2 separate regions of the Homo sapiens genome follow, and region 1 is linked to region 2. Evidence: read pairs that join two places in POLR2A ChIA-PET (ENCODE). Cell type or tissue: K562. All regions are shown on one strand. Each heading gives the region's core, and the rest is flanking DNA. Links, peaks and the distances in the headings are about the cores only. Region 1 overlaps LMTK2 (lemur tyrosine kinase 2). Region 2 has its middle 43 kb from the start of LMTK2.

Region 1 (5,382 bases), core at 229-5,228, 110 kb after region 2:
TAGTTCTTTGGAACACGTTATATTTTGTTAAGATCATAGATGGTGATTTTCGTAATTAAAACACCAAAGGACTTGGAGTCCCGTCTCAAATGAGGAGTCTGTTCTGTGAACCCAAAAGGAGATTTCTGCTTATTCTCCTCTAGGCTTTTGAGCTGTGCTTTATGTTTAAAAACAACACAATACGTTTAAAATTATTTCTTAGGTCTCCAGGGAAACCAGGCAGTATTTCTTTAGTCAACTTTAAGTAAATCATTTAACTCTTAGTAATCCATTGACCTAAAAAGGAACACCTGTGTGTCTTGACTTGAAGAGATGTGTATGAAGTATTCTATTTTTTATTTATTTATGTATTATTTTTTTGAGACGGAGTCTCTGTCGCCCAGGCTGGAGTGCAGTGATGTGATCTCGGCTCACTACAACCTCCACCGCCAGGGTTCAAGTGATTCTCCTGCCTCAGCCTTCCGAGTAGCTGGGGCTACAGGCACTTGCCACCAGGCCTGGCTAATTTTTGTATTTTCAGTACAGATGGGGTTTCACCATGTTGGCCAGGCTGGTCTCAAACTTCTGACCTCAGATGATCCGTCCGCCTCAGCCTCCCGAAGTGCCAGGATTACAGGTGTGAGCCACTGTGCCTGGCTTGAAGTATTCTTTTTTGTAAAAAGCAGATTTCACAGTAATATGCTTAGTGTGATTCCATTTCTTAAGTATGAAAACACCTGGTCGTATTTCTAGAGGTGTGTGTGTCTTAAACAGGCGTGGAAAAGTACCGTGCCTATCAGACTGTCAACATTCCTTCAAGGGGGGACAGAGGAAAATTATTAACCTTCTTCTTACACATTTATATCTTGTTTGATTTACGATAGTAAACAAATCATTCTGGTAAAGTGTTTTTTTTTTTTTAAAGACTCAAAAAGTTACCAGTTTCTTAAGACCCAAAGCAGAATCCCTTATATGAAGCTTTATAAAGATTTCGTAATGGAGAAAGCCTACATTTAGCTTTTGATGTCTTTTATAACAGGCTGTTATCTAGCATAATTTATATTGTTAATATATCTTACAAAATGCAGATAATTACTAATACTGGTATAGGAATTCTTAAATTTTGGAGAAGGGGGTTTAATTTTAAAAGAGCATAATATTGGAATCAGCAATGTAAAATTATCAAAGACAACTAGAATCTGTATTTTTTAAATTGGCAAAGATATCAGAGTAAATAGTATTTTCCTGTGAGTTTCAAGTTAAAGTTTTACTTAATTTCAAAGTTTGTGGACTTTAGAGCAAGTAAAGATGATGAGTAAATCACATAGTTTGGGTTTTATTCAAGTTCTAAAACTCAAGTTAAAGAAAATCCTTGAGGCCGGGCACGGTGGCTCATGCCTGTAATCCCCGCACTTTGGGAGGCCGAGGCAGGCGGATCACAAGGTCAGGAGATCGAGACTGTCCTGGCTAACACGGTGAAACCCCGTCTCTACTAAAAATACAAAAAATTAGCCGGATGTGGTGACGGGTGCCTGTAGTCCCAGCTATTCGGGAGGCTGAGGCAGGAGAATGGCGTGAACCCGGGAGGTGGAGCTTGCAGTGAGCCGAGATCATGCCACTGCACTCTAGTCTGGGTGACAGAGCGAGATTCTGTCTCAAAAAACAAAAAACCCTTGAAACCATTGACAGCTGTTTCATTTTGTTGTAAAAAAAAAAAAAAAAAAGAAAAAGTAATCATATCTATATTAAATTTCTGTTTGGGGCAAAGTTTTGTGTTTTAAGATCTTTTTTGTCAGTAGCATATCATATAGTATATTTTTAAGTTGGAATTTAGAATATTTATTGGTTGACTTAAAGTAGGACTTCCTCTGTTGGTTGAAAATAGAACAACCTACATGTCCAATTAAAGTTCTTAGCTCCATTTGGAAACTAATCTAGTAAGGCACCCACAGTGAAGTTGTATTTCTACCTATTGTTTAAGAAGAGCCTTAACCTGGAGTCTGAGGAGCCTGTGTCTCTGAAGTCGTGCATGTGACTTTTGGAAAGCCATGTAAACAGCAGGCGCTGCCAGCTTGCTGCTGTGCCATCCCACTTGCCTTGCTGGCCTGGAGCCCAGGACTTCCTGTCCCCTGCCTGCCAGTCTCCTGAGCAGCCTGTCCGTGAGATGCCACCAGGTCGCTGTGATGAGCTGAGCCAGGGGGTTCTCATGGGCGGCCTGCCTCCTCGCAGTGACTCATGGAGCTGGAGACCTGGAGGGGGTAGCCTTGCGGAGTACCTGGGTGACCATTGTGTACAAAAGAACCTCTATAGGATTTGCCAGGTTGTAGCATTACAGTTACTTTCTGCTGTGCAACACTGGGGTTAGTGTGTAGCGAACTTCCACAGCCTGCAGAGTTCAATGACAAGGTGAGAGGTAGAGAAATGCATTTAAAATCCAGTGACAAGGTGAGAGACAGAGAAATACATTTAAAATCAAAGCAAAGTGCACACCTGTTGCTCACTACCGCCCCAGCAGGAGAGTGGAAACGCATGTTCTCATTTGGCAGGGTGTTTGCCGTGTTCCATGCATTTGCAGAACGTTCTGTGAGTAGTGATTTGATCGTCAGGGCCACCCCACGTGCCACGAGGCAGGTGCCATTATTCATCCCAGTTACAGAGGAGAATACTGAGGCTTGGGGTGCTGAGCGGTTGGTCTGTCTCAGCCACTCATTTGATCATTTGATGAGCAGTTTGTACCCACGTGCACATACCGTGTGTGGTCATTTCTGCAGGAGGAGGAAGAGTTACTTTGGGAAGAGTCCAGGTCGGTTTTTGGAAGGAGGTGGCGTTTTAGTGATCCTTGAAGAATGGGCATCAGTTGAAGGCTGGAGGACATTCAGAATTTCTGGAGAAGGGAGTAGCAAGATGATGTATATGGTAGGAGGAAGAGAAAGAAAGGGAGTTTAGGGAAATGTCAGATAGTCCAGTGTTACCAGAAAAGAAGACGCAGGAGAGAAGATAGTGGGAGATAAGAATAGAGACACAGCTTGAAACCAAATTACAGAGGGCCTGAGTGCCAAGATAAGGCCTTCAGGCTGTGTTCTGTAGGCAGTAGGATGGCATGCCCAGAGCTTTGTGTGTGCACGTGCGTGCATGTTTAATCACTATTGCACCTCAGCTTAGGCTGGTTTAGAAAGAGAAGGCACTACCTAAACGAAAACCAAACCGGAATTCATATATGGTGGGTGTCCATGAAGTTTCCTTATTTCCCTTTCTACATGGAAGACTTGCTGAAGGCAGGGATTGTATCTTCCTGACCTTTGTATCTCCCATGATGTATGTCACACAGAAATGAGGAAGGCTTCAAGGGAAAGGAACCAGTTTGACTGCAGCTACAACCCAAGAAGAGATGGAAAGACTGTAATCAGCCGAGTAGCTACACTGGGAAGGTGATTAAAGAGCTTTCATTTTAAAAGGCTCGAGGTCCAGAGGGTTTCATGGGTGTCCTCTGTCTGACCTTTAATGAACAGGTGGCTCCAGTGTATTTAAACTATTCCGGACCATAAAGAAGACGGAAATTTCTATAACTCATATCATGAATCCAACACAAGCTTAATAGCAAAAGATGACATAAAGAAATTATTGACGATTCTCCTGAATGAACATAGACACAAATACTAGCAAACTGCATGTAGCAGTGTGTGAATAAAACAATTAAGACTTATTCTAGGACTATAAGGGTAGATGTGTATTATAAAAATATGTCTACATAATTCATTCCATTGACAGAATAAAAGAGGAGAAATACATTATAGCAATAGATTGCAGAAACATCATTTAGTATAATTCAGCAGCTATTCTGTGTTTACATAGACTATGTAAACATATTCTCCTCTGATGGGAAACATTTCTTCCGACAGGAAAGGAAAGATACAACTTAAATATCATATGGACTAAGACTCAAAACTTTACCAAAACTTAATAGCAATATCATGCTATTGCTAAATGGCAAAATAATAAAGTCCTTTCAATTAAATGAGAAACCAGGCAGAGATGCCCACTATTTCTGTTACCTTCCAACATTTCTTTGGAGGTACTAGCTAATACAAACACAAACTATAAAATTATCAGTTTAAAAATAATAGGCCCAAGAAATAAGGGGGAAAAAAGAAAAAAATAATAATAGGCCAGGCACAGTGGCTCACACCTGTAATCTCAGCACTTTGGGAGGCCGAGGTGGGCAGATCACTTGAGGTCAGGAGTTTGAGACCAGCCTGGCCAACATGGTGAAATCCCATCTCTACTAAAAATACAAAAAAATTAGCCAGGCGTGGTGGCACATGCCTGTAATCCCAGCTACTTGGGAGGCTGAGGCAGGAGAATCGCTTGAACCCGGGAGGCAGAGGTTGCAGTGAGCTGAGATCGCACCACTGCACTCCAGCCTGCATGACAGAGCGAGACTCCATCTCAATAATAATAATGATTTACTGAATGCTTCCCACATGCCAGCTACTTTACACCAACTCTTAAGTGGTAGTGCTGGTTTTCCCGTCTGTGTTACAGGTCAGGAGACGCAGGCACAGACAGGTATACTGACTTGTTCAGGGTCGTGCAACTGGAAGCCAGCAGAGCTGGGATTCAAAGCTACACCGTCTGCCTCCAGATTTCACACTGTTAACCACCGAGCTACACCACACAATCATTGGAAAAGAAGAGAACATTGCCCTTCTTTACTGGTGCCATGGTGTTGGATGTTTAGAAAAACCAAGAAACTGTGCTTTTAAAAAATTAGAATTCATAAAAGAATTTGTTGTGGCTTTTTATAAGACAGTATACATAAGTCAGTAGTTTTTCTCTGTACAGGTGTAATTATGTACCCAGTAGTGAAGGTGGATAAAAACCATTTTATTCTGAATAATGCCAAAATTATAAATTATCTGGGTATATATTATGTGAGAAAGACACAGGACTGTATGAAGAAAACTATGAAATCTTATTGAAGAATGTAAAATAACATGTGGACACATGGAAAGATGCACCATGATTTATGGTGGGGAGGCCACACAAAAATGCCAGTTCACTCAAAGAATTCCCATTCGAATCTGAACAGGGTTTTTATTTATTTTTTATTTTTTTGAGACAGGGTCTCGCTCTGTCACCCAGGCTTGAGTGAGTGCAGTGGCACGATCATGGCTCACTTGCTTGGCCTTGACTTCCCAGGCTCAAGCAATCCTCTTGTCTCAGCCTCGCAGGTAGCTGGGACTATACATATGCACCATCAGTGGTGGACCCTATTCCAGCCAGAGGCGTTTTCCCTAGGGTGTAATAAGAATTTCACACCCTGTGGAAGAACTCTGTGTACCCAAATCCTAGCAGGTGCCTGAGATACACACAGCAGGCACTCAGTAAATGTACCATTGCCCA
Region 2 (5,382 bases), core at 82-5,081:
CCTCCCGAGTAGCTGAGACTACAGGTGCGCACCACCACGCCTGGCTGATTTTTAAACTTTTTGTAGAGATGGGGTCTCGTTATTTTGCCCTGGCTGGTCTTGAACTCCCGGGCTCAAGCAATCCTCTGGCCTCAGCCTCTCACAGCACTGGGATTACAGGCATGAGCTACCTTGCCCAGCCAATATATTGGTCACCATGTTGTACAACCAATCTCTTGAGCTTATTTCTCTTATCTAACTGAAATTTTGTAAACTTTGACCAACATCTCCCAAACTTCCTCCCCTATCACTACCCCAAGCCCCCTGGTAACCTGGGCTCTGCCATATCACAGAGCAGACGATGGAATAACAGGCCATTCTACTCTGTACTTCTCTGAAATGGACTTTTTCAGATGCCCCATGTAAGTGAGATCACACAGTATTTGTCTTTCTGTGCCTGGCTTATTTCAGTTAACATAATTTCCTCCAGGTTCACCCATGTTGTTGCAAATGATAGGATTTCCTCCTTTTGTGGCTGAATAGTATTCCACGTTTCCTTTATCCATTCATCCAGTGATGGACACTTAGGTTGATTTCACATCTTGGCGATTGTGAATAATGCTGTCAATCAGGAGTGCAAAAGACTTAAAAAAGGAAAAATTTGGCCTGGCGTGGTGGCTCATGCCTGTAATCCCAGCACTTTGGGAGGCCGAGGCGGGCGGATCATGACGTCAGGAGATCGAGACCATCCTGGCTAACATGGTGAAACCCCCTCTCTACTAAAAATACAAAAAATTAGCCAGGCATGGTGGCGGGCGCCTGTAGTCCCAGCTACTCGAGAGGCTGAGGCAGGAGAATTGCTTGAACCCGGGAGGCAGAGGTTGCAGTGAGCTGAGATTGCGCCACTGAACTCCAGCCTGTGTGACAGAGCGAGTCTCCGTCTCAAAAAAAAAAAAAGGAAAAAAAAATTTAAAAGATAATGACGTCATTAACATGAGTGTGCAGATATCTCTTTGATGTACTGATTCTACTTTTTTTTTTTTTGAGACAGAGTCTCACTCTGTCATCCAGGCTACAGTGCAGTGGCACGATCTCAGCTCACCACAACTTCTGTCTCCTGGGTTCAAGCAGTTCTCCTGCCTCAGCCTCCTGCGTAGCTGGGATTACAGGCACGTGCCACCACACCTGGCTAACTTTTATATTTTTAGTAGAGACAGCGTTTGACCATGTTGGCCAGGCTGGTCTTGAACTGCTGACCTCAGGTCTCCCAAAGTGCTAGGATTACAGGCGTGAGCCACCACGCCCCAGCCTGATTCTACTTCTTTTGGCTATATGCCCAGTAGTGGAATTGCTAGATCATATGCTAGGTCATATGCTAAATTTTTAAATTTTTTGAGGAATCTCCATACTGTTTTCCACAGTGGTTCCCATGATGGCTGTACTGATTTACATTCCCACCAACAGTGTGCGAATGTCCCTTTTCTCCACATCCTCACCAACACTTAATCTTTCATCTTTTTTCAAATAGCCATTCGGACAGGTATGAAGTGATATCTCATTGTCAATTTTTTTGAGACAGGGTCTCGCTCTGGAGTGCAGTGGCTCAATCATAGCTCGTTGCAGCCTTGGCCTTCTGAGCTCAAGCAATCCTCCTGCCTCAGCCTCCCAAGTAGCTGGAACTACAGGTGCACACCATCATGCCTGGCTATTTTTTTTTTTTAATTTTTTATGGAGACGGGGTCTCACTTTGTTGCCCAGGCTGGTCCTCCCTCCTATGCCTCCCTCCATAAGGCTTTGTAAGCACTGCCAAGCAAGCTATCTCACGGGCCTTTCTTCTTTGTGCCTGTCACAAGGGCAATTTCACATTTGTTTGTGCTGTTATTTATTTGTTATTTATTTATTTATATATTTTTTGGAGACAGAGTCTCACTCTGTCACCCAGGCTGGAGTGCAGTGGTGTGATCTCAGCTCACTACAACCTCTGCCTCCAGGGTTCAAGCGATTCTCCTTCCTCAGCCTCCTGAATAGCTGGGATTACAGGCGTCTGCCACCACCCCCGGCTAATTTTTCTGTATTTAGTAGAGACAGGGTTTCACCATGTTGGCCAAATTAGTCTTGTACTCCTCAATTCAAGTGACCTGCCTGCCTCAGCCTCCCAAAGTGCTGGGATTACAGACGTGAGCCACTAAGCCCAGCCTTGGCTTGTTATTTTATCAGCACCTGTATCAGGGATCTTTGGGTGACCGAAAGCCGAACACAAGCTGACTTAAGCAAGAAGGGCATATCTTGGGTTATTCACTGAACTCGAAGTCAGGGCAGTGATATGATGGAGCAGCTTACTGACTGTGTGCAATCTCTCCCAAGCCTGAGTTCAATCAGCCTGGTGAGAATATTTACACTATGGAAATTGGCAGATGCTATGAATCAGGGCTCTCTTACCCCTCACCCCAGAGCTGATTGTTAAACATTTACCAGCACACCACTGGATGTTTATTTCAGGTATGGCTGCATACAGAGGCCAAATGATGTCACCAACCCCTGACCTCGCTTTATCTCTCTGGCTTTCCTCTGCTGGCTACTCTCAAGCAGGCTTTCCCTTTATGATATGTGACAGTGGTGACAGTTCTAGCCTGCAAGCTTCCAGGGCAAGTGAAGGGCAAGAGAAAGGACCCCTTTCTCCCATGTCAAAGCCTCATTTTGTCTCTCTAGCTCAAAGTGGATTACATATCTGTTTCTTTTCTTTAAAAACATCGTTTTTGGGCTGGGCGCAGTGGCTCACGCCTGTAATCCCAGCACTTTGGGAGGCCGAGGGGGGTGGATCACGAGGTCAAGAGATCAAGACCATCCTAGCCAACAGGATGAAACCCCATCTCTACTAAAAATACAAATATCAGCTGGGCATGGTGGTGTGCACCTGTAGTCCCAGCTACTCAGGAGGCTGAGGCAGGAGAATCGCTTGAACCCACGAGGCAGAGGTTTTAGTGAGCCGAGATTACACCACTGCACTCCAGCCTGGGTGACAGAGCGAGATTTCATCTTAAAAACAACAACAACAACAACAACAACAACAACAAAATACATTGTTTTCGTTTTTTGTTTTGTTTTTTTTTTTAGAGATGGGTCTTGCTCTGTCACCCAGGCTGGAATGCAATGGTGCAATCATAGCTCAGTGCAGCCTCGAACTCCTAGGCTCAAGCGATCCTCCTGCCTCAGCCTCCTGAGCAGCTGGGTCTACAGGCATGCACCACCACACTCAGCTAATTTTTTAAAAAAATTTTGTTGTAGAGACAGGGTCTCACTATGTTGTCCAGGCTGGTTTCAAACTCCTGGGCTCAAGCAATCCTCCTGCCTTGGCCTCCCAAAGTCCTGAGATTACAGGCATGAGCCGTCATGACTGGTAGATTACATGTCTGTTTCTAAACCAATCACTGTAGCCATTTAAAATTGAGTTGAAAAAAATATATAGCCAGGTGTGGTGGCTCACGTCTGTTGTCCCAGCTGCTCAGGAGGCTGAGGTGGGAGGATCACTTGAGCCCAGAAGTTGGAGGCTGCAGTGAGCCATGATTGTGCCACTGCATACCAGCCTGGGCAATAGAACAAGACCCCCCATCTCAGAAAAAAGGCCAGTGGCAGTTGAAAATTATTTATTGTGTGCCTACTATGTGCCAGGCACTGTTCCAGGCTCTTGAGTTTCAAGATAATCAACATAGGAAAAATCCCCTATGCCTCCAGAACTTATGTTCTAATGAAGGGAGACAGACCAAAACCAAGAATGATCAAAGTCAGGGGTTAAGAAGTGCAACAGAGAGGCTGGGCATGGTGGCTCATCCCTGTAATCCCAGCACTTTGAGAGGCCAAGGAGGGTGGATCATTTGAGGTCAGGAGTTCGAGACCAGTCTGGCTAACATGGTGAAACCTTGTCTCTACTAAAAATACAAAAATTAGCCGGGCGTGGTGGTACATGCCTGTAATCCCAGCTACTCGGGAGGCTGAGGCAGGAGAATTGCTTGAACTTGGGAGGCGGAGGTTGCAGTGAGCCGTGATTGTGCCACTGAACTCCAGCCTGGGTGACAGAGGGAGACTGTCTCAAAAAAAAAAAAAAAAAAAAAAAAAGAAGTGCAATAAAAAATGAAATGGTGGGGAGAGGTAAATATAGAGTGTGGGAAAAAGGCTACAAGTAGAGGGTGGTCAGAGAAGGCTTCACCGAGCAGGTGACATTTGAGTAAATACCCAAATAAAATGAAGAAGCCAGGCACGCAGATGTCAGCATGCGGGGAAGGGTGTTCGGGCAGAGGCAACAGCAAATGCAAAGGCTCTGCGATGAGATGTTGGAGAAAAATCCAGCTCTTGTTTTTTGTTTTGTTTTGTTTTGAGACAGAGTCTTGCTCTGTTGCCCAGGCTGGAGGGCAATGGCGAGATCTTGGTTCACTGCAACCTCTGCCTCCCGGGTTCAAGTGATTCTCCTGCCTCAGCCTCCTGAGTAGCTGGGATTACAGGTGCCTGCTACCATGCCTGGCTAACTTTTTTGTATTTTTAGTAGAGAGGGGGTTTCATCACGTTAGCCAGGCTGGTCTCAAACTCCTGGCCTCAAGTGATCCGCCCGCCTTGGCCTCCCAAAGTGCTGGGATTACAGGCATGAGTCACCGTGCTTGGCCTCAATGAAGCATTTTTGAGTGCTATTTATAACATTTATATTTAATATCGGCATCCCTGAAATTAAAAATATTTTATTAATTTTTTTATTTTTTTAATTTTTAATTAAATTTTAATTTAATTAAATTTAAATTAAATTTTAATTTAATTAAATTTAAATTAAATTTGAATTAAATTTGAATTAAATTAAATTTGAATTAAATTTTAATTAAATTAAATTTTTTAATTTTTAGAGGTAGGGTCTCACTCTGTCACCCAGGCTGGAGTGCAGTGGTGTGGTAAGCTATGGCTCATTGCACCCCGGAACTCCTAGGCTCATGTGATCCTCCTGCCTCAGCCTCCTGAGTAGCTGGGACTACAGGTAAGCACCACCACAGCTGGCTAATTTTTAAAAATGCTTATAGAGACAGGATCTTGTTATGTTGCCCAGGCTGATCTTGAACTCCAGAGCTCAAGCAATCCTCCCACCTCAGCCTTCCAAAGCACTGGGATTACAGGCATGAGCCACCTTGCCCGGTCTAAAAACATTTTAAGAAAAGCGTGCCAGTGATGGTCCAAGTACATTTGGTAGCACATTAGAGCCTTGTTGCCCTTTGGAAGGATGTGTAACCTGGAAGATGTTGGTGTAGAGCGAGGACAGAACCAAGGGAGCCATTCTCAGCAACAGAGCATTTTTCATAATGCTTTCCGTGTGGTTCTTCTTTTTGCCTAGCCTTGTATACAATCAGTCCCCCTCCCAAAATTGAGAAA

The links. Peaks named below come from ENCODE experiments on the same cell type or tissue, not always from the same donor. Only the 100,000 strongest peaks of a DNase experiment are listed, where the experiment ranks them.
Region 1: POLR2A ChIA-PET joins it to region 2 with 5 read pairs; 4 of 35 experiments call an interaction of 5 or more read pairs at or near these places.

Annotation. Positions count from the first base shown.
Region 1 is chr7:98,172,420-98,177,801 of GRCh38, forward strand. The region is part of intron 7 of LMTK2 (lemur tyrosine kinase 2); the gene reads left to right. Among named protein-coding and RNA genes, the nearest start is that of BHLHA15, 36 kb to the right of the region's middle. In K562, for the core only: no CTCF peak of the experiment used is centred there; a DNase peak (open chromatin) is centred at 3,002.
Region 2 is chr7:98,060,788-98,066,169 of GRCh38, forward strand. No RefSeq gene overlaps it. Among named protein-coding and RNA genes, the nearest start is that of LMTK2, 43 kb to the right of the region's middle. In K562, for the core only: no CTCF peak of the experiment used is centred there; no DNase peak of the experiment used is centred there; H3K27me3 peaks cover 1,480 bases.